Linked DNA regions of Mus musculus: all the other regions are linked to region 2. Evidence: chromatin loops called from intact Hi-C (ENCODE). Cell type or tissue: heart. All regions are shown on one strand.

Region 1 (8,000 bases), 390 kb before region 2:
TAGTTGCTATGCATTCATATCTCATCCCCAGAAGATAGCATTTTGTATCTCTTCATCCAGTCCACTGTCTCTTGCATTCTTCCTCCCCCTCCTTTTGTAATTCACCGAGTGTTCACCCATATTTATTCACCATTCTCTTCTGCTGTTGTTGGTTCTGTAACTTCATTTGACATTCAGTAGTACATTCTCATTCACATTGACTGTAGATTTTTAAAAATATGGTAACAGGGATACAGGCTTACCAATGTGTAGAGCTTATTTGGTGAATCCCCACCCTCAGTATGTTTTCTTGGCAAATGTACATGGATATTATATGGAGCATTCCTTATTCCCTTAGCTCAGATGGCCTTATGGAGCCTGGTATCAATATGCACATCTGGAGTCCCTATCTCCTTCGTGGCAAACTTGTAGATTTCTTGAGGGCCTGAGTGGCATGCTTCTGTGTTCACTCCATAGATGTGCTTGTGAGTGTTGATGGTATATTCTTGGATTCCTACCTCCTTGGTCCTAGAATGGCCCTTCTTGTTCTCCCCACCCTTATTTGAGACAGCCATTCTGCCAGGCCCAAGTTGGAAAGGCCATTTCTTCATTCTTAACTGCTCTCCAATCACACTAGCTTTAAAATGGTCATCTCAGGTTCCTATTCTCTACAATGCTGTTGAGAACAGCCTTCTTTTTATACAAACTATAACATATCTAAATTTAAGATTAGAACTAACACAATTTCTCCTGAAATATAAAATGTGCTTATATATTATTCATATACATAGACCCCCTTCTTTATTATTTTGTATATTACATATGGTATTTTATCTAGCTGGCCTTTGGGTTGTCTCTTCATTACAGCCTTATATCATACATGTGTACACACACACACACACACACACACACACACACACACACACACACATGACATATATAGTCCCATCACTTATCCATCTTAACAGTTTTCCTATTTATGCACTACTCCACTGTGTCCTTTAACTAACTGTTTTTATGCTCAGTGCTGTAGAAGTCCCTGTAGGTGTCTTACCTACATTATGGCTAGATGTTTCATCTTCTTATAGTCACAGATTTACTCATAACAAAACTTCAATCTCTCAACTTAACTTAAATGTCTTTCCCAACCTGTCCTTTCTCTGGTTTCTCTTCCAAAATCCTGAAAAGTACTGTTGCTAGCTTATCTTGAATTTGACCATTTCCATGTAGTGTTTCCTTTTCATGGAACTCTGTCATCTTCTCTTTCACTGGACACTTCCTGGGATCTCCAGATCTGCCTGGGACTAGTGGGATTCCGGTTCTGCTTCTTTCCTCGTTTTTAATGTCTACTGTGATGCTTAACCCATTATATCTTCACTCCACTGCTAGGATTCAACAGTTAGAAACTCCAGTGACCAGTTCATGATATCTCCTGTGTCTAACACAGAATTGGCTTATAGCTTTCAATAAATAGAGAGTAATTTCCATGACTGTCCAAATGCTTTAATGATACATGATATAGTTCGGTTAGAATTATACAGTATTTCATCATGCAAAAAACACTCAATAAAATCCTATAAATAATAATAATGATAGTTCTTGGACTGAAGTGAAAATTGGTCTAATGACCTAATACTCATTTGTTTACTCTGAGAATGTTTCCATATTTGAGGACTGAGAATAACTCAAGACTCAAGAGAAAGGTTGTCAGACATAGAAAGAGAGGATAGCTATCTTTATCTGAGACCCAAAGTTCACCGGAAAAAAAAAATACATGGACCAAAATTATGTCCTTATTTGGTATGGGTAAGCAGCCCTGGCCTTGAGAGTTAAACAAACCTATTTGTAAAAACTGGAGCCACCGAGAGAGACACGCAACCCTGGGTGAGTCAGTTATCAGGGCTTCAAGTTTTCATCTCTATAAGCCAAAGGTAATTTAAATTAATACCGGGGGCTTCATGAAGTCAACTGAGGCAGTGTAGAGAGTATTCCTAATCTGGCACAGGATGGAGCTGCTGCTTGACACTCTACCTTCTCTTATTGTGTGATGGGAATTATTACTGTAGGTTAAAGACTCTTATATCCAGAAATGACCCTATGATTGCAACGGCCATACATGAAACAACGTTTACACTGTGGCTCCCTTTTTTGTGGGTATGCATATGTGGGCATGGAGGGGGGTTGGTATTGCAGTTATATACCGGAAATCATCATAAAGAAACAGATATAACACATTGTGAAATTGTGTGCTGTCGCAGAAAAGGGGTATAAGGCACTGAGTAGGGGGAGGTTTAAGCAGATGTCCTGAGCTTCTATAGAGAACACTGAAACTCTTGGAAAGGCAAATTAAGGCTCTGTGCAATGCTGGTTAGCAGAGAACAACACATCTGAGTTACATTTTAATCTAAAATTTAAAACCAGGTGGTTTCAACTGGATTCCTTCAGTTGTTTTTTGAGAACCCAAAGGAGACTGTTTATGTTGAGAATTTTGATTGTTGGCTTACGGACCAATCTTGACAATTGCCAGGCTGACCTACAGCTCATGTAGCCAGGTTGGGCTTGAACTTGTGACCTTCCTGCTTCTATCTCACAACAACTGGCATTATAGGTATGAGTACCGTCACACTTCACTTTGTTCCATCTTCCAGTTTTATTAAATACAGGTGTCTGTGGAAGCAACAATTTCTCTGTTCCTACAAGTGATATATTTTAGTATATCTCATTTGCTGCTTCAGATCACATATAAAACCAAACACCATATATACAAAACCATTTTTTATACATGTATACCCATGACAACTTTTAACTAATTAAGGCATTGTAAGAGATTGACAATAATAACTAATAACAAAGCAATTATAACGATGTACTGTAATAAAGTCTCTGAGAATGTAGTTTTCCTCAAGATCATTTGAAACATCTTATTATACTTCCACCTTTTCATTTAAATTAAACACTTGATAGTTTCTTTTGGTATATCTGAATTGTCAACACCCTAACTCCTGGGTTTAGGGTTTCTGGTAAGTTAAATGTCATATTTGAACACAAGCTCTCCCATAAAATGAAAGTTGATCTTACAACCGAGTCAGTCACTAAGTGACTAGCAGATACCACTGTATTCAGTAAAAGTGTGACTTGTAAGCCAGTGGTTCTAGTTTACAATCTCCTAAAGACTTCTGATTTTTTTGTCAAGTAATTTAGTCCTATGTATGAAGAAATGGAGACATTTAAATATGTGCCTATTGAACAACAACAACAAATACAAATTTAATACAGTCACCAAATCCTGGTGAATTTCCTTTTTAGTGAGTTTTTTGAAGAAGTGTAACTTATTTTGTATCTGCTTCATTATACTTAGGATTTATAGTCTAGGTTTGGGATTCAGGAGCTCTCTTGAAGCCGGTAGGCACTATTTACATTTCACTTACTGATCACAAGAGGGAGTGAGAGGTCTGTGAAAGATTACACTGTTTCCAACTTTTCCCAAGTTGTGCATCCAGAGGCCAGTGAGTTCTACGGGTCAGCTGGTGTTTCTCCTTCCCCTCAGTAGAAGCCCTTTTTATCTGACCCCAAGTTCAAACCGACCTTACCACATACCCACGTACTTTCATAATAAAAGCTAAGTGCATGAAAAATATTAGACTCTTTATATTTTGTCATTCTGCAAACACACACACACACACACACAGACACACACACACACAGAGACACACACACACACAGATACACACACACAGACACACACACACACAGACACACACAGACACACACACACACACAGACACACACACACAGACACACACACACAGACACACACACACAGACACACACACACAGACACACACACTCACTCACAAACACACACACACACAGACACACACACACACACCACATACACACACACACATCACACACACACACTCACTCACACACAGACACACACACCACACACACACACACACACAGACACACACAGACAGACAGACAGACAGACAGACAGACAGACACACACACACACACACACACACACACACACACACACACACACACACACACACACCACTGCTGGTCTGATGAGCCTGGGTTAGTGATACTGCTCTCAGCAGTTCATTTATTGCAGCATCAGTGGGTGTGACAGAGCTATCCAGCAGAAGGCTGAGATGCTGAAAAATCAGAACATCTGGAGTAAAGAGAACATTTGACATTCCTCTTCTAAGGTGTCTGTAACCTGGGAGAACTTGCTGTTTCTCCTTCTGATAGCATGTTTCCTTTAAAGAGAAGACACTGGAACATAGTAACGCTGTGTTCTGTGATGCTCCACAGTTCATTAGATAGTTGGGGAATAAAAGCTTAAAATATCTCTGATACAAAGAGCAACATTACTGACCATTGTGAAGTTTCTTAAGAGAGAAACACATATGCAATCTCTTCAAAATGTATGCCTTCACAAGACAGCATCTGAATGCTTGTAGTGTATTCTTTGATAGACTTGAGTATAATTTCTCCTAAGACTGTAAGATTGTTTCTTCCAGCTTAGGGAGTCAAAGGTGGGCTAACCTTCAAGAATAACTTTCAGTTATTTAATAAAAGAAGCCCCCAAATTTAAAATAAAATGAGTTATGTATATATTTTGCTTTATGCATGAAGGCAGATGTAATGAGAAAGTGACATTGAATATGGTTTTTAAATTCTTAAATTTTTTATAGTAACTTTTATCTTTTTGAAATTATAATAGTATCATTTCCTCCTTCTCTTTTCTCTGTCCAACCCTCCCATTTAGCCCCTTGATCTCTCTAAAGCAACACAGCTTCAAAATTTTAAAGGTCTGTGCATGCACCCATACCCCTCCCCTCTCTCTGTGTGTCTCTCTCTCTGTCTCTGTGTCTGTCTGTCTGTCTGTCTGTCTGTCTGTCTGTCTCTGTGTTGGTCAGAAAGTCTGGAATCAGTCCTCTCCTTTCACCATTAAGTGAAAAGCAAATGCAGGCTGTCAGGGTTGTACAGCAAGCATCTTTATCAGCTGAGCCATCCAGCCATCACACACAACATGTTTGTAAGCCTTAACATGCACACATACACTATGAAATTTTTTCTTGATCAGAAATTCTCACAAGAATGAAATGTGCATAACAAGAGTTACTAACATGTATCTTAATGTATAAAAGCTAAATATACAGACCCTAAATAACATTTAAAATCTCTTTATACTATCTGGACAAAGTATTCAGTTACAATGTGGGCCTGGCTCACAGGTCATTTCTAGTTTAATTCATCTGATGGTTTTACTGCCTGCCTGAAACATTTGTTGTTTTTAATGCCACAGCTATGACACACGTCAGCTTGCTCCATGAAAACTTCTGGGAATCCTGAAGAAATACTAGTACTTCCCCACCCCACCCAGCACTCCGAAAGTTTCCCACAGTTTTTTCCCTTCATGCTGTTTACACTTATCAGTGTTTCAATGCTTTGGGTTGTCAGAAACTTTGACTTCGTATTGTCTTAGAACCATAAACAGAATTGTTGTACCTGACGGCATACACATACTTTTTAGAGGGTACAATTGTAAAATCTTTATTGTTTAGTGAACTGCAGAGATAGATTAGAATCGTCCTTTGTAAAATGTTTCTTTACACGTACCCTGGTGCAAACATGACACACGGCACCCAGGGGGAGCAGGGGTCAGACCTGCTTTCTGAGTTGGAGCTTCTGCTATAGAACTTGTGTTGTGCCAGAAAATTAAACAAATTTGTGTCATATGGGACAAGAAGGTTTTGTCCTTCTTGGCCAATGATGAGAAAAATGTAGGTGTAAGTTCATTTTAATTTTAAAGTCCAACTCTGGGAATTCCAAGGTGGTGTCAACGAAGCACATGGTTTTAAAGGCTTTGAGGAGATAGGTGCATAAATACTTATTAAAACAGAATATGTAAGTTATATGACACAGATAAAATAAAAATATAAACATAAGATTCACTGGGAGAAAAATGTCTCTAATGAAAGACTGAAGTTTTTGTTATTCCATGATATGAACAGCAAAACGTTCCTATTGGACATAATCCCATCATCTTCTGTGCATAGTGCCACAACTGTTTGCTTTACTCTTAAGTTACTATGTTATGTCCTAGCTGCCTTTGACCCTTCAAACTATTATTAACTACATTCTTTCCAGTGTTCACTGGGTGCAAGCTCATAAGCGATCTATCAGTTTTAAAAAATGATTTCCAAGCTTCTCATCCTCTATGACATTTTGTATATGTTCAAACCATAAACAATAACCATATAAATTATAAAAGTGCTGAGCGCATAGTCTTTGTATTCCTCCTATTTCTACTACTTTCCATATAGAATAAGCCCTGTGACATGTCTAGATGACATCGGACCAAAGAATTCAGCTGCTTAAATAAAGCAACATTCCTTTAGCCTTCCTGTCCTTATGCAATTAGAGAAAATGCCACATGCATTCATAATTTTCAATTTTTTATCAAAATAATATCTAGTAAGCATTTAGTCAAATTCTCTTGTTAATATTATGTTTATACACTTGGTGTTTACTTATGAAAGAAATTTAGGTTGGGGTTTACTGGAAAGATTATAGTTTCTTTGATATGCACATGAAAGTACTTTATGAGACTTCATTTTTAATACAGGGAAGAGCTATATATTTGACTGAAAAACAGTCAAATTATGATGATATCCACAAATATGACTTATGAAATGTATACTAAGTATCTAAAAGCCAAAATAATGTAATATATTGTTATTTCATAGCACTATAAAAATTAAAATTATATTATTAATTCTGGGTTTAGAGAATATTGACTGAAATAGAAATGATAAGTCTTTCATTACATTTTGAATATGGAAAAACAAATATTACCAATATATTTTTATTATCTTCAATAAAAATTTATGCAACTTACTGTGTTCTGTGTAAGAAACAGCTTTTGTAAAATTTATCTACTACCTAATATTGTAAAATATTGACAGGTTAGACTTAGTCTTTTATTACATGACATTATTATTGATTACCTTCATATTCTAGGCATGAGACACGGTTGTCGATGAGAATAGCATGGGAACATCTACATCAAATGTGATCCCATTAAAGCTTTTATGATTTTATGTATATATCCTATATTCACATTTATATGTAATTTAAAAACAAAGGATGAAATAACTTCCTATTTTCTTCAATTCCATCTAAAGGTTTTAACAGGATATTCGGAAGCACAGAGTAATAAGGAAGAATTGGAGGATCCTTCCAGTCTGTGGCTCAAGTGAATATTAAAGAGTGTAGTGTATTATCAGGCAGAGGAGCAGAGAAAGGAACTGCAAAGTTGTGTGGCAAGCTGAAGCCTTTTGATGTTAGTTGAGAAGAAATTGCTAAGTAGGGAGTAGAAAAAATGGGAGAATTTTTCATCTATAAACCTCCTGAGTCAGCAAGGTAAACCTTCCTGCGACAATTATTATTTGTTTAATATCGAGTAGAATTCATTAATTTTGGAGGCTTTGCTGGGCTCTGTGAATACCACGAGGAGTAGGACAAAAACATTATGTGTCATGTAGAGTCAGTCTGGGATCAGATCACGTAAGCCTGTGAGTAACGTATTACAGAGCTCATAATTTAACCTGTCTCCAGTGCTGAGGCCGTTCCCATTAGTTTAATCAGAGATTCTGTGGGTCAGATTTTGTGTTGTTGATGAATTATTGTGCTAGGTGTTTAAGGTGGAGAGAACAGAACAGAAAAAGATCCCGATACTCTTGCCACACAGCTCTAATATAGTAAACTGACAAAGATGTTGGGAAACAAGTGAGAGCAAGCGATCTGAGACTTAGCATCTAATTTCTTGCTGAGGACTGCTTGGGTGTGGGCTGTGATGGAGAGGAAGAACTCCCATGTGTTGGCACCTTTGTATTGCTAGCTTATTGGACCAAGTAGACCGAGGGCAGTGTTCTGGGAAAGACAGGAAAAAAGCAGGAGAAAAAGACTACCTAATAAGTTTGCCCCACTAAGGCTAGGTCTGT
Region 2 (8,000 bases):
TGGCAATAATCATAACTCCTGAAGCCAGACAGCACTAAAAGTCACATGATCTTTGCATCAAATGTCTCACGTATAAACTGGAAAGGATGGATAAAATAATATAATTTGTCTGTTTAAACTTTGAATCAACATATTTTATAACATTTAGAAAATGGCAAGTTCTAACTAGCTACTACAATCTTGCTGCTTCACCTTGGAGGAACAGACGAATAGCGAAGCTACTACAACCAAGTAGCAGATGAGGAGCTCAAAGTCCTAGCAGATGAGGAACCGCACTAAAGACACAGGGTGCAGAATCTCTGGATATCGTGTTCCTGAAAGACACCGCCATTTTTAAATGTTTCCTATCTTGATCCATGGAGGAGATTTATTGCAGAATCTTTAATTCTGTATATGGATATAGAATAGGATGCATCCGTTTAGAAATATGGGACATAATTGACCATCTCCATCACTGAAAATGGAAAGTCTGTGTAAGAAGCTGAACTACACAATGTAGTTTTAAGAGACGGCGATAAACTGGGAAGTTACTTTGTGGACACTTTAGTTTTGCTTTCTATAGGGAACTGTTGAATTATATTTTCCTGTGCTGTTTCCTTCAGCTCATGGGGTGAAAAGTCAGCATTATAAATCACTACTGCCTCCTAAAATAATAACTCATTAATCAGAAAAACAGTAAAACACATTCTTGGGTGAAACCACAGAGTTCTGATGTGGAGTCGCATGTTGCACAGGGGCTCAGGAGGAAAGCAGTAGAGAGTAATCATGTCCCCTTGCAGATGTTTATACTCACTGGGACAATACTGACAGAACTTTTAAGTATGATGTTTACAGCTTAAAGTTCAGGCAAAACAAATACTAGATTTTAACTTCTAAATGATCATCATATATGCTCCTGTATCCATTTCTAAGAATATCTGACCTCTGAGACACAGACTGGTGTATACAAAGCTACATACATTTCCAGTAAGTATTAAAGCATTAACATGTTTTTGATTCACTCATTGGATTTGTTCAAACACAGCAGAGTCTTAGTAAGTAAAGGGGTTCGTTCTTTTAGATGATGCCTGAAAGATCACAAGCCGGCAATCATTCTCCTGTATAATAGATATACATGGTGCTGTTGTAAATGGGAAATTTAATACAACCTGTAGTGTTTAGTATAAATTATTGGTTGTGTATGTAGGTTTATGGCTGTGGTGCATGAAGAGTCTGGATAATTCTTGTTAGTATCATACATGTGTCTTTCATAGAAAGAAAAGTAAACATACTTCCCAATAATAAGGTCATTAAAAGTTACCACGTTATGAACATGAAAAAAATATGAATACATGCTATAAGGACTTTGGGGAAGCTGGACTGTGCTGAGACATGTAGAAACAAGTGAAAAGATTGAAGAAACTTCTCAAGTGTGTGCTTTAGTATGACACAAATGTTTGGATAGCTATGGTAAAGCTAAATGAAACTGTTTCCAAAAATCAGGTGATTCCGAGCCAATGGGGTATTGTTAGTACATTCATTCAGTCTTATGTATTCTACGTGTGTTTTACATTGTCATCTTTCCCCAGAACACACTGAAGCTACTTAAAATTATCTGATTAGTGGTGATCAAGTTTGTACTTTCAGATGAACACTAAAAATAGTTCTTTTTCAGGAAATTAAGACCAAATAAGAAGTGTCTTCTGTTTTGACCATTTAAAAGAGAGTGGACAAAGCATAGAAGAATGCTACCAGTATAACCATACAGGGCATAAACCATGCAAAATGCTCCCACGCAGAGTACTCCCACTCAGAGTGCTCCCATGCAGAGTACTCCCACTCAGAGTGCTCCCATGCAGAAGGCCCCTTTCAAAGGTTCCCACTCAGAGTGCATCCATGCAGTATCTGTGTTTCTGTATAGTGAGTAATGATGCACAGATGAAACTCATTTTGAGGAACAGTGGCATTTGTCCACGTTAAAATGTTACTGCAGGACCTGCAGCCTCCATTGTGGTCCTTTATGTAGCTCAAAGGTAACGAAGTCTCTAAATGAAGTGATGGGTTCCCCTGATGAGGTGGGCCATGCCTCACAAGGCAATTAATCAGGAGGATGCTAATTAAAAGTCTTATGTCCACATGTTAGACAACCTCAACCAAAGTCATGTGTGACAAATTTAGGTTTCTGCTGACTAAACTGACCACTTGAGTTTCTATAGCTATGCCTAGAAACACAGATCTTTAAAAACAACCAAAACAAAACACTATCACATGGAGCATGGTGTAGATAGCTCATTCCTAGTAAATGTGCTAGAGTCATCAAAGAAACTATTTTAAAAATTATTTTGTGAAAATGTTGTTACAATATTCAGAAATAGCAATTCTTTTGTGTTTTTAATCATGAAAAATCCATTATTTATTTTTAAATAATTAATGTAATTAAAATCTAATGTACTCTAGCCCCTATAAGAATTCGCTATTTGAGAAGCACATAATTCTTATGCACTTACATCAAAAAGAAAATTTATTAAGGAAGTAAGTTGACTTCATATTGTACTATTTTACCTAGGAACTGTTGTTAGGAGTTTTTCCAAAGCAAAGGATAATTAATTGCATTTGGTAAAACAATTTTTACTCCTGAGAGTGAATATGCCACTACTGCAGCTAAAAAACTAATTCTGCTATATTTATACAAATCATTTATCAAAGGTAAATAATAATGTTTTAGTGAGTTTTGCTGTGCGTCAGATTTTTACAAGTGCAAAGTGTGAGTTTGAAGTGAGCAACCTATGCCTGTCATCCACACATGGAATTAAGTGCTTTCATGAGCCTGTAGTATTTCTTATAGTATTTCATAATGTCTTTCCCCAAGAGAGTCAAATTACATCAGAGTCGGCCAAAATTTTATCTCTCCACAAAGCCTGATTCTTGTTATGTCTTGGTGGGTTTGAACTCCTGTGGGAACTTGTCCGACTAGTGGTGTTCCTGAGAATCTGAAGACAGACTGCTGAGAGAAGAAAGAGTAGGGACTGGCAAACAGGAAGGTGGGACTTCAATGTAACAAATGTAGAAATGCCTGGTTTAAGAAAGGTGGAGTGGGCTCTGGCCATAAGCAGGCTGGGGGGAGGGGGGCCTAGTTTCTCAGTTCTAAGGGAGCTCTCCTTCCATGCTCAGGAGTGTTCCTGTTTGAATGAAAAGTATATATGGACCAGTAGTAAATCAAGACCAAGAATTAACGTGTGAACGGTTCATTTGAGACACAGAAATACCCTTTCCAAGAAAGATTTAAAATAATTCTATTTCTGGAACAGAGTTAGGTCACATTGAAAATGATGCTTTCTCCTCTCATGGCAGCAATTTATACTGGGCATGATATGAAATGCTTCATGTTTTCGAATACTAATCTTGATTGTGAAAATGAAAGTTTTTTTAATTTAAATTTGCATTTGACATCTTGACCCATGGGTCATTTTGTAAATGACTAATATATCTAAAAAACAAATTAATCACTCAATTCAGAGGCGACAGATAATTTTAATGTTTTTCAATACTAGGAGACACTGCTATTCACCCTACTGTCAGTATAATTTGGGAAATTATGTGTCTTTAGAAATTTATGATTTATCCTATTTTCTTCACACTTTCATTCATTTTATTTACTACCACCCCGTTCTCTAGAATATAAGTATTTATAACTATAAAATGATTGGTAATACACATAATGCATAAATTAAAGAGTAACATGATGCACTTTTGAATGAGACTCTGAAGACCTGTGGGAAGATACGGAGTTTTGTGGTAGTTGAGGCATTAGATATCTGCAGTCTTCTCCTGCCACCTAGTGTTAACTGTTCTCAAATCATAAAACCTGACTTGTTGGCGGGAGTCAAAGTCCTATTCCTTTTTCACTCTCAACTAGAAAAGATATGATGTGCTCTCGCTCGCTCGCTCGCTTGCTCGCTCTCTCTTTCTCGCTGTGTATGTGTGTGTGTGTGCTCAAATACGCACACGTGCACACATACACACACCAAATGCCCAATGTAGGACTTCTAAACAGCTGATGAGGACTACAAATCAGATTTTCAACAATTCCTAACACACTGGTAAATGTCCCTCACCTTCTAACAAGCCAACTTCTTTTAAGTTTGCAAAGTATTCATTCAAAACAATGTGACCAAAACTTAAACCTGAGTTAACCTTTCCCAAAGACTGTATTTCGTGCATATTCATTATCTCCAGGATCCAGCTCTTCAAAAGTTTAATCACCAGAAAGAAGTTTCTGAATAGTCACCCACTGAGCACAAATCAATTGATCGTCTACCAGGTTAAACAGTCAGACTGCAACTAGAATACAAAATTTGCCAAAAGAATCATTCTCTCCTCTTGAGATTTTGCTTAAAACATTCTTATTCTTTGGAACCTTTGAAATATTTACACATATATCTGATATAAACTGATCATATCTCCCCCTAACTCCATTCTTCCCACTTCAAGTCTCCCCTCTCCTTTCTCTCTCTTTTAATAACTTATTGAGTCTAATTAGTGCTGCTCATATGCACATGTCTAAAAGGGACATCTTTGGGATATGGGAATCTATCAGTGTCCTTACTCCTAAAGAAAAGTCGCTCTCTCCCGGCAAGCATCTACAGTCAATAGTGTCTCATCCAGGTGTGGGGGGTGTGGTCTTTCTCTTCTACCATGGTGGAATGATGACTGGCTTGATCTGGTGCAGGTCTTGTAACCATAGCTTCTGTGCGCTCATTGTGACAGCCATGTCATGTCCAGGGGACAGGATTTCATACAGCTTCTCCAGTCCTCTAACTTAGTCCATGTTTCCTCTCCTCTCCCTTGACATCCCCTGAACTTTGGCCAGTAGTGGGGGAAGTGTCCAATATATACGGGGTGAGGTGAATTCCTGCATTGATGTGTATTGTTGATATGGATACCACCGGGTTAAAGACCTCGATGCATGAGATCCACGGGAAGGGCAAAGCCTTTCCCAAGTCACACTCAGGGAAACGATAAAGCTTTCCCCCGGTGAGTGTGCTGTCATCCACGGTGTATTACAAAGTCTGAGGGAATGTTGAAAACTATTTCACTACCTACTCATCATCTTCCTGGGGTGTCTTACCACCACCCTCCCCCATGGTCAATGACTGATCGTCTTCCAAAGAGCATTATTGTTCTCCTCTTTGTCTATGAATCCAAATGGCTCCAAACCGTGAGAAAATAGAGCGTCTCAACCACACACACAGGAGGCCAGAGCCTCTGAGTTTAATAAACGTTCCCCCTTGACCATGGAGCTTTCTTGGATTTTTTTATTTATGATAAACATATGGAAGGAATTTTGACACAGCATACTATTTGGAACTAATTTCTGTGTCTTGCCTTTTTATATTCCCTATAAAACTAAGGCTGTTGGTGTTTGTTAAGAACCAATGGGGAGCATTTAGTCCCTATCGTTCACTTTAATAGAATGATTGTAAATTTTGATCACTAAGCTTTCTTACTCATGATTTTGGCACATTTGTATCATCATATGCTGATTTATATTTTGCTGGGGGATTATTCATGAAAATGTTAAATTTCATAAAAATATATTCATTCATTGAAACTAATGTTTAAACTTACTTTTTAAATATTTTTTCACTATATTAAGTAAGTAACAAATATTATTTAAGTAACAAAACTATTATTTGGTAAACATCTGCTACATTCTCTTTCTCTTTCTCTCTCTCCCCCCCCCACCCCCTCTCTCTCTCTCTCTCTCTCTCCTCATTCACCTTTTTTATCCATCTTCCACTTTCTGCCCTGGTATCCTTTTATAAAATAAACTACTAGAAACCAATCTATCCCAGTCGCTCTTTTTCAGTGTTCTGAGTAACACTGTCTAGGAAAGTGACTGTGTATGAATCATTCAAGGACTACTCCTGAGTAGGAGTAGTGGGAAGATAAGGGATTTTATGCAGCAGAGAGGATGCAGGAAACACAGGTGTTCCTCTGAGTTCAAATCAAGGAGTCTAGAAAGAATGGAATCCCCAAAGAGTATGAAAATAAAAACAAACACCAACTTCATAAAAGTAACATAAAATAAGAACCACTGGTAGAAAAATCAGCGCCCTCTAAATAAGTGCCAGAATTAGCAACATTTTCTTCTTTCTTCTGTTGTGCAAATGGACCCAGTGCTACCTAAACAGTTTGAGCTGGAAGCATTTATACAGTGTATAATTTTATAATTGGTATTTAATATGTTTAGTTTTATACAATAATTGACGTAATTGTTGACGGAAATGTAGAAAGCTTCAGGTTTTTTTTTTTTAGTTTATGTGTGCATGTGTATCTGTGCATGCATGAGTGAGTGAGTGTGTGTGTGTGTGTGTGTGTGTATGTGTGTGTGTGTGTGTGTGTGTGTGTGTGTGTGTGTGTGAAGTGAGGGCAGGTGCCTGTGGAGCCCAGAAGAAGACAGCAGAGCACTGGAACTGGAATCACAGATGGCTGTTACCTACCCAAGGAAAGTGCTGTCCTAGGAATTCATGTCCTATGGATAAGAAGTAGCTACTCTCAACTACGCATTCATCTCTTCTGCCTTTTCATGGTTTCTTAAGGCGTTGTGTCCTATCCTCTTTGACAAGTAAAAATAAAATCACACTGTACGATTGCACTTTCCTAACTGAACGAGATTATCAACAAGTTCTACATAAGGAAGCAAGTGCAGAGTGGCGCAGGGGACAGTAAGGGGGACAGTCAACATGATTGCTCAGGATGAAAGATTTTATTTCTCACATTGTTAAAAATTAAAATCATTCGAAAAGGTTTAGACTGTCAAGGGTATGTAATGTTTGTGATCATAACTGGCGAAAATATATCTTCTAATAGATGGTCACCAATGGAAACAAGACACTGGTTTGTAGAAGAATAAAAATCACAGTAGAAGCACCGTATAGGAATATTTAGTGAAACTAATGTAAAAATTTAATGTGCTTATATCTTAGCACTAATTAATGCTTTCATATACAACTTTCACGAAGGGCGCCTTTCTTCTCTGAATCTTAACTACTCCTTTTGACTTGTTTTTGATGAGACCTACGATAAAAAAAAATAATAGTAAGAAGAGAATACATAAAAATTTGTCTAAAATTCCCTAAATTAATTTGTCTCCATATTTTTGTAAAATAACCTATTTTGTATATGTACATATATTTATTTAATGTATTCACTTGACATTTAAATCTCAGTCCCTCCTCCCTCCTTTCTTCTCAGTCCCACCCTAAGAAAGTCATTTTGCATGTATTATAGTCACCAAGCCTGGGTAAGTATAGTACAATTCAGGTAAAAATGCATGATCGCCTTCATAAAAGGATAGATGTGGAATAAACATTTGGTTATTCAAGTAATATTTTATTTAATTTCTATGTTCTTTTTATTGTATTATATCATTATTATACTTGGGGGGAGCAGAAGGACATTAAGGTTTTGTGTATTAAAAGAGAACTTTCAACCACACATGGAGGCTCCTGCTTTGATCCCAGCACTCGGGAGGCAGAGACAAGCAGATCTCTAAGTTTGAGGCCGGTCTGGTCTTCAGAGTGAGTTCCAGGACAGCCAGAGCTACAAAGAGAAACTCTAACTCAAATTTCTTAAAAATAAATTCTTAGGTCTTAAATGTTTAAGAAAGAAGCTTGAGGCAGAGAGCTGGCTCAGCTATTACGAGTGTGCACTGCCCTGGCACAGGGCTGACTTCACTTCCCAGCGTTTACCTTAGGAGCCTCATAGAGCCCTGTCACTCCAGGTCCAGGGACCTGATACCCGACTTGGACTCAGCAAACACCTGCACACACAGAGCACCCATATACAGATGCACACACATACACATAAATAAAAAAGTAAAAAATCTTTTAAAAAAATTAAAAATTTTGAACCTGTTGTAAATGGATAATTTGTAAAAAAAAAAAAAATGCAGAACAGTTATAGCTAGCATACCTACCAGCATTATCTAAGTTTAGTTGGTGGGAGAATAGTCATTA
Region 3 (8,000 bases), 790 kb before region 2:
TTGGTTTGGTTTGGTTTGGTTTGGTTTGGATTTTGTAGGTGGTGGTGTTTTGAGATAGGGTACCTCTATATAGTCCTGGCTCTCCTGGAGCTCACTATGTAGACCAGGGTGACCTTGAATTCACAGACCTCCCTGCCACCGTGTCCCAAAGACTGGGATGAGAGTCCTTTTCCACCACATCTGGCCACACCATTCATGTTTATGAACACACTTATGGAGCTCTAAGAGACAAGGTGCAGTAGGTACTATTATTCATCAGTAAAGACATCAAGGTCTTACTTACCATAGTCTAAGTTGCTGCTTTCATCATATGATCTTCCATATGAATTCTTTGTTAACTCCACTGACTCACACTTACTGATCCCTGATTTATGTAATTCATCATGGTTTTGTGAAAAAATAAGAACAAGATATAATCACCAATCCTAGGCCATTCATAAACTCCAGAAAAGAATAAAATCCTTATAGAGTTTAGACTTAGCTTCTAAGACAGTAACTGTATTTAAAAAAAAAAAAAAATAGGGGAGCAGGGCAGGGGGAAGGGTATAGGAGGCTTTGGGGATAGCATTTGAAATGTAAATGAAGAAAATAAAAAATAGTAATGCCTGCTAGAGTAGGATTGTCACTAATGTAACTATAGAATGGTCGTGAATGTAATATAAAAACCTTAAGTTTATGGAAAAATAAAAACCTGTGATAAAACCATTCCTACATGGTTAGAAAGAAAACATTTAAGTAATAGGGTTACACCATCAAAGTTGTATCAGAGGACTTATTTTGAGAGTAATACTGGGTGAAGAAATTGGAACAAGATAAAGAAAGTAAAAGCCCCCTCAAAATAGTCCAAGTGAAAATGCAGCCTTGAAATAAGATTGTGCGATTGAAGGCAGGCATCTGAGTTATACTGAAGAGGAGAACAATGTGGCTCATAAGAAAACACTTGCTCACCACATGTAAGGCCTCCAATTCTACCCAAACTGAGGGAGGAGGGGCGTGGCTATGATTTGACTAAACTTGGAGGTTGAAGAAAAAAAAAAACAGTCCACTAACACTTCTAGCTATGGCACCTACATGGAATAGAGACTTTTTTCTTTACTTTTCTTTCTTTGTACAATCATATATGTAAGACCTTGAAAAAGCTCTAAGGCATGAGACATAGTGGTATATGAAGGTGGAAAATAGGAAAAGTTGGCCTCAAATGAGGAATATCAATTGAAGTGACAGAAGCTAAAAACCATTCACTCCTGTGCTAGGGAAAGTGCAGACTCCTAGCACTTATTGCAAGAGGACATGGGAAAGCACCGGAAAGCTATTACTAGGGAACAGGCATGATTGATGGGGGTCATGAAAAGTGGTTTAGGCTTCAGTGAAGCAAAACAATATTTGGAAACTGTACATCTCGACTTCTTGACAAATGCCATAATAGTTATTATAATGGTAGCAAGAAGTATTTCAAACAGAACCAGATAAGTTATCCACTTAAGAAAATGTTATGTCACTGTAGGTTGCGGTGAAGGGTTACAGTACAGAAACTCAAATTGACAGGTTAAAAGAGATTTTACATGCTCTGCTGGCAAGTCTTTTGTCATAGTTTATTTTGGAGGGGAAAATGACTTGAAGGAGACTGTCTGAAAGTCAAAGGACTTGAAGCATTAAATATTTAAATAAAAACACTTCTAGAAGGTACCTTCCCAACTCAGGAGATGAGTCAGCAATTTACATGGTCAGTTAAGTTAGCCTTATTTTTATCAAAAGATTTGGAATAAAATAGCTTCTGCTCACCACAGTGGCAATGTCTATACTCTAGTCCTAAGCCTTACCAGAGTACTACTACCAGAGTACTACTTTGCTGGGGTTTCCATAACAGAGTACTACAGATTTGATACTTAAACAAGATGGAGGCTATATGCACAGAGTAAGGTACTATGCAACCCAAGCTGGCCTTGAGCTTGCTGTGGCCAAAGATGACCGTAAACTTCTGATTCTTCTGTCTCTCCTTCCCAGGTGATGAGATTACAGGCTTGTGCTACCATACCTGGTTTGTATGATGCTGGAAATTGAACTCAAAGCTTTGACTTGCTAGACTCCGTCCTATCCCTGTGTTTGTCCTGTTCCTGTGTTTGCTTTCTTCTAAGGCCTCTCCTTGACACAGACCTTCCCGCTATGTCTTCATGTGATTTTTCTTGCTTCTGTGCACAATATAGATTCTCTCTTATACCAGGGCTCATAACACAAATCTGCAATTCCAGCTATTCGGGAGGCTCAATGGGAGGATGGCAAATTCAAAGCCAGTCCAGGCTAGAAGTTCAAGGCCAATGTAAACAACTTAAGGAGACCCTGTCTCAAAAAAATTTTAAACTCAATTTTTCCTTTTTTTTTAATAAGGACTCCATTCAGATTGGATTAGGTCTATGCTGAAAGTCTCATTTTAACTTACCTATTTCCTTTATAATGCCCTTATCTCCTAATGTAGTTACATTCTGAAGTAGTAGACGTTGTGAGTTTTGAAAACACAATTCAGCCCATAACAGTTCAGTCCATAACAAATTTTGGTTATAAACAACTAAAACCAACTCTAATTTCCATATAAGAGAATATATTAAGAATATTGGTCACATAGTCTAGCATTAGCATGGGATAGGTTTAGTTAGAAGTTAGGAACAAAAGATAATAGTGAACTATGATTTTTCAGCTATGACTGTGAAATTCTAGATTGTTTACAACTTTTCCATACTTACGATTGCCATAAAAAAATTCTTTAAAATTAGAGACATTAAATGAATCACTAAAAAGGGGGATATTAAGATTACTACATTCTGCTACTACAGGAATTCTTAATCAACTTCTGAAGAATAAATAATACAGAAAAGTAAACTGTCACAGTGTTCCACAAAGGCTCCTGTTGAGTTGGGTGACACTCCTAGGGAGAGTGGAACACATGAAGGGAAGTAGATCACTGGGGAAAGCCCTTGAAAGGAATATTGGGTCCCCTGCCCCTAAGTGTCTCTTTTTGCTTTGGTTGCCATCAGATGAACACTGTCCATTTCCCTCATGGTGGCATTAGGGTTCCAAAGTAGTTTTCTGCTTATGAAATTGTTGAAAAACTAATAACTCCCTTCTCTGGAAGGATGATTCTTCTGTTAATCAATGTAGGTAAAACAGTAACCATGCAAAAGAACAGCCATTCATTGTGTGCTTTTTTAAAGTCAGTATTTGGCTGAATAAAAAATAGTAGATTCATTTGCATATCAAAAGCCATACTTTTGGTTTAGTCTACAATATAAACAGAGCCCTGAAGCAAGACTAACCAGGCTGAAATTCTTATCTTGGATTTTACATTTAGCCACCTTTCTTTCTGCGTTTCATCTCAAACAGTGCTAACAGTTAACCATTCGTACCTCAGTGTAGATGTAATGAGTGAAATCGTGTGTGTAAAGTCATTATGGAATTTACCAAACACTTAAACTAACCTTAAATTGGGCTTGGCCCATACTGTTAGGCTAGTTTGACATAGTAAAATAGTGATTTTTTTTTTTCCGGAATCGTTAAGGCAGCCCCCTAAAATTAGTACAGGACTTGAAGAGAAACTAAGGATTTCACCCACTAGGACTCCACGTCTGACGATCTCCAAATGAAACTTTATTTCTTTACGCAACTTCATACTGAAGGTGCTGCATTGCAACCCTGCCCCTCCAGAGGACAAGACAGTAGCTCATAATTGATGCAGCCGCTCCGTGATTACTCAAGATGGTACTGTCCAGTGCTAACTAGATCTAGAACTCTCTACGCCAGGGGTCTATACAAGTGAGGTGAGGAGGCATCACTCGCGGTGCTAATGAAGGACGAAGCCAAGCAAGTGGCAAGCGCCTCACCAAAAGGAGGCGTCACACGCCGCGCCTTTCCCAGTTCCCACGTCTCATCCACGCCCCCTCCCGGCTCGGCGCAGCCGGAGCGCACGCGCAGCTCCACTTCCGGGCGCCTCGCCTCGCGCCCCACAGTGCATAGCGGCGCCGTGCTGTCGCAAAGGCCACATCCGGGCGGCGAATGAGCGAGTCGCTTTCCGTGCGCTGCGGCGGCGGCTGGGTCTTCCTGCTCCCGCCGAGCTGCCGGACGCCCCGACGGTAGCCATCTGCGTCGCAGTCGGCCCGGTGCCCCCCGCCTCCGCGATGCCCCCCAAGAAACAGGCTCAGGCCGGGGGCAGCAAGAAGGCGGAGCAGAAGAAGAAGGAGAAGATCATCGAGGTACGTCCCCTCCCCCTCCCCGCCGCACCGGGCTGGGGCTCGCCGGGCTGCGGAGCGCGGCTCCCCGGGGCCACGTGTCGGCGCCCGGCCCGGTGGGCCCCGACTGAAGTGGTTCTCGCCGCCCCTCATCGCTGTAGTGAGGCCGCTGCGCCCCCGCGCTCGCCGCGTCTCCACCCACGCGCCCGCCGCGCCCACTCGGCCGCCCAGGGACCCCCGGCCCGGCCTTTCGATGCTCACGACTTTCCGCGGCTCCTCGGGCTGTGCCTGAAAAAACAAGCTGAGTGGCGCTCTGGAAGGCCCCTCCTGACTGACCTGACGCCTTGGGTTTGGTTTTTTTCTTTATCAGGCAGTGAGAGGTAGCGCTGTTCATTTTCAAGAGCCAGCGGACTATTTACCACTTTTTTGTTGTTGTTGTTTCTTTTGGTGTTTGGTCCATCTGGAAACTTTCGTGTCAAGAACAGAGGTTTCCCAAAAAGCGTGGCCCAGCGGTTTTGTACAGAATGCTTCGTTCATACATGGAGTCTGAATTAAACGTAGGCTCTGTCACAGTACCTATGTTAAATTGGGAGCTCCCAGTTTACCTACACACACACACACACACACACACACACACACGAGCGTCTTTTAATGCATTGAACTTGTAGGCATTCAGTGAGTGAGGCAAGGTACTGATGTTCTTAAATGTTCCTCAGGTTACAACGATTGTCTACTTGAGTTTCCTTAAGATAGGTAATGAAATTTCACATTCGATAAACGTATTTCTTCCATACTAATCCTCATTTAAAAGTAAATGGTACCTCATAGACTTGGATGTAGTTGGAAGAAAAGATGACTATTTTACAGCATCTGAGTATAAAGTAACCTTTAGTAGGCTCGTTCTTATTAAAATAGCCAGAATGAATGTTTGGGGTTTCGAAATGAGATGTTTGCTTATGATCGTTTTTTTTCAACATTTGATTGTTATAGCCTTGAAAGATAGAAGTGAGAATTCGCCAGGGTTCCTTTATACACGCTAATGAGATTAATCTTTTGTCAGATTGTATGTAGTTAAAGTTGGCTGATTTAATTTAAATAAAATTAATGTGAACACATCTAATAATTTACTGACTGTTGGAGTTCTAAGGTAGAACTGCCGTAGCCAAACATCTGGAAGCAAAACTGTTGCCAAGCAGTGCTGGTGTGTGCCTTTCATCTCAGTAGACAGTTTGCCTGGTCTACAGAATGGCCAGAGCACACAGAGAAACTCTTGTCCAAGGGAAAATAAAAGAAAGAAAAATAATTGTCACCTTTACATCTGAAGAAAAAAATCAGGATTTGGGAGACTTAAATCTCTGGGAATAATAATCTGGTGGCAATTCAATATTGTGCCAACAAAGGACATTCAGAAATAGCATTTTACTTACAAACTACTGAGATTGAATAAATATAAAATAGACCACAAAACAGTAAAATTTCCATTCAAAAATAAATGTTACAAAACATTATAGAATGTATTTCAGGCCACTTGGACCTATAACCACTTTTAATTAATGAGACTAAAGGGTTTTTTGTTTCGTTAATTTTTGTCACCTGACAGTGGAGATGACACTCAGAAGGGCAGAGGCAGGTAGAGCTCTGAATTCAAGAGTAGCCTGGTCTACAGAGTAAGTTTCAGGACTCTGGGCCTGCGCAGAGAAACCCTGTCTCGATCGAAAGACAACAGCAAAATTAAAGTTATTTATAATAGTCTATTAGCCCTAAAAATCATGAATATATTTTGTCTTCCTTCATCTCTAACAAGATTTCGTTGGTTTTCTAGGGGTTGTACCCAAGGCATCACATTCTAGGGGTGAATTCTACCACTGCTCTGTACAGTCTTAGTCAAGAAGGGTTGGTTGGTTGGTTTCTTTAGTGGTTGCAATATTTTTGTTTTTGAAGTAAAGAGAACTCAACTTTAGCTTTCATTAGTGAAGACATCTCCAAAGATACATTCATTAATGCTGACATGGTGGCATACACCTTTAATCCTACTGGGGAGGCAGAAACAGGTAGATATCTTAGAGTTCTAGGCAAACCTGGTCTGCAAAGCAAGTTCCTGGACAGCCTGGGCTCTGTTACACAGAGAAACCAGTTTCAAAAAAAGCAAAACAAATAAGATAAGTGCATTTAAAGAAAGTATTGATTAAAATTATCCTAATACATGCAGTAATAGAATTAAGCCTAGTTTGGTTTATTTTATAATTTCTCTAACACCGTAGCATGTCTTGACAACTTTTGGAGCTATGCAGTGAGTTTATATTGTGGCTTCTGAGTTGAATTTCATATAAAACAAACAAAAGAAAATTATGTGTGTTTCCTATTATTCTTTTAAGCTGTCTGGGATATCATGGATTTACTATGAGTATGTATTTTCTCCTTGAAATGAATATATCACATAGTATTGTAAAGTTGAAGTTTTATTCTCCATTCACATATTGTTCCCAAACAGTATATAACATTTGTTTACCTACAGCCAGAATAATACTTTGAAATCAGCTTTGAGCAACAGAAATTCTGATCGTAGACTAAGCAGAGCCTGTAATCGCAGCTGAGGCACAAGGATTTCAAGTTTGAGGCAAGCATAGACTACATAGTGAATTCCAGGTCAACCTTGGGTGCAGTACAAAATCCTGTCTTAAAGAACAAAAGAAAAATAAGTATAATTCTTGACTTGGGTTGGGGGTGTGTTTGGATTTAGGGCAAGCAGATTAAAAAAAAAAAATATGTCCTCTGAGGACATGCAGCTCTGAAGAATAGTAATCTAGACTGCAGAAAGGACCCAGGATTGTAAAGAGAACTGAGAAACTATTAGTTGCTGGTGAATTTCTTCTGAGGTACACAGTTGATTGCTTGAAGCTGAATACTTGCAAAGTGTCTCTGTTTCATAAATAGCCAACAAAATATATTAGGTTGTGTCTTCAGAGACAGGACTACTGAGTTATTGCGGTGTCAGCTTCTGCCTACCCTAGGGTCCCAAGTAATAAAACCTACTTACCTGAGAAGAACACCGTCAGCGTTGGCTTTTTTCCTGCTTCGTTTTTAATACCTTTAAGGAGCGGAAGCTGGCCTGTAAAAGGAGTAGGATTGCTTAAGGGTCAGAGGAGAAAGGAGGTCAGGGTTGTTAAGACTACAATTAGGTATGTGGAGAGGGAAGCAGTCCTTTCCTTACAGCCTCTTCTGAGCTCCTTTTCAATCGTCTTCGGAATTCATCCACTGAAATACACCCTTTTTCCCTGTAACTTTTGAAACCTTATACATTCAGTTATTTTGTAGTTTCGGATTCACTCTAACCTCCCTTTCCTACCTAATACTTTCCCACTCCTAAACCTGTGCCAACTTTTAGGTAAAATTTTTTCCCAAGCCCAGGGAAAGGCTTTATTGATAATTTAGGTTGTAAACCATCCAACTTTTAAGATGTACTAGTGTTATTTCAGTATGTTCTGTTTAGAAGACTTTGTAACTGGGGGTGTAGCTCAGTTAGAATGCATGCCTAGCACACATGAAGCCCCACGTTACTCTATAGGACGGCAGGAACTGGGTGGCTGTGGGAATGTTTCTGTAATTCTAGCACTGTGGAGATAGAAGCAAGGAAATCAGGTTCAAGGTCATCTTCAGCTATATATTCAGTTTAAGGACAGCATGGGATCCATGTGGGGGCTTGGGGGGAGAGGGGCTGCTTTTGGTAAACCATTCTCACCTGAATGGCTCTGAAAAAAAACATAGGCTTTGGTGGTGGGAAGA

Evidence for each region. Peaks named below come from ENCODE experiments on the same cell type or tissue, not always from the same donor. Only the 100,000 strongest peaks of a DNase experiment are listed, where the experiment ranks them.
Region 1: it touches region 2 in a loop (6-fold over the local background); 17 of 42 quality-filtered maps call a loop at or near these places.
Region 3: it touches region 2 in a loop (4-fold over the local background); 6 of 42 quality-filtered maps call a loop at or near these places.

What each region holds. Positions count from the first base shown.
Region 1 is chr2:84,034,060-84,042,059 of GRCm38, forward strand. No RefSeq gene overlaps it. Among named protein-coding and RNA genes, the nearest start is that of Zswim2, 97 kb to the left of the region's middle. In heart, a CTCF peak has its summit at 3,405; no DNase peak of the experiment used is centred here; H3K27ac peaks cover 782 bases.
Region 2 is chr2:84,426,126-84,434,125 of GRCm38, forward strand. It overlaps Tfpi (tissue factor pathway inhibitor), which reads right to left. Exons shown (of 9, transcript NM_011576.1): 9 at 6,735-7,059. The coding sequence ends at 6,971. Among named protein-coding and RNA genes, the nearest start is that of Calcrl, 4.9 kb to the left of the region's middle. In heart, CTCF peaks have their summits at 2,944 and 3,820 (motif pointing left); no DNase peak of the experiment used is centred here.
Region 3 is chr2:83,640,487-83,648,486 of GRCm38, forward strand. Zc3h15 (zinc finger CCCH-type containing 15) reads left to right here and starts at 4,092. Exons shown (of 10, transcript NM_026934.3): 1 at 4,092-4,241. The coding sequence starts at 4,167. In heart, a CTCF peak has its summit at 3,893; a DNase peak (open chromatin) is centred at 3,975; H3K4me3 peaks cover 2,479 bases; H3K27ac peaks cover 1,456 bases.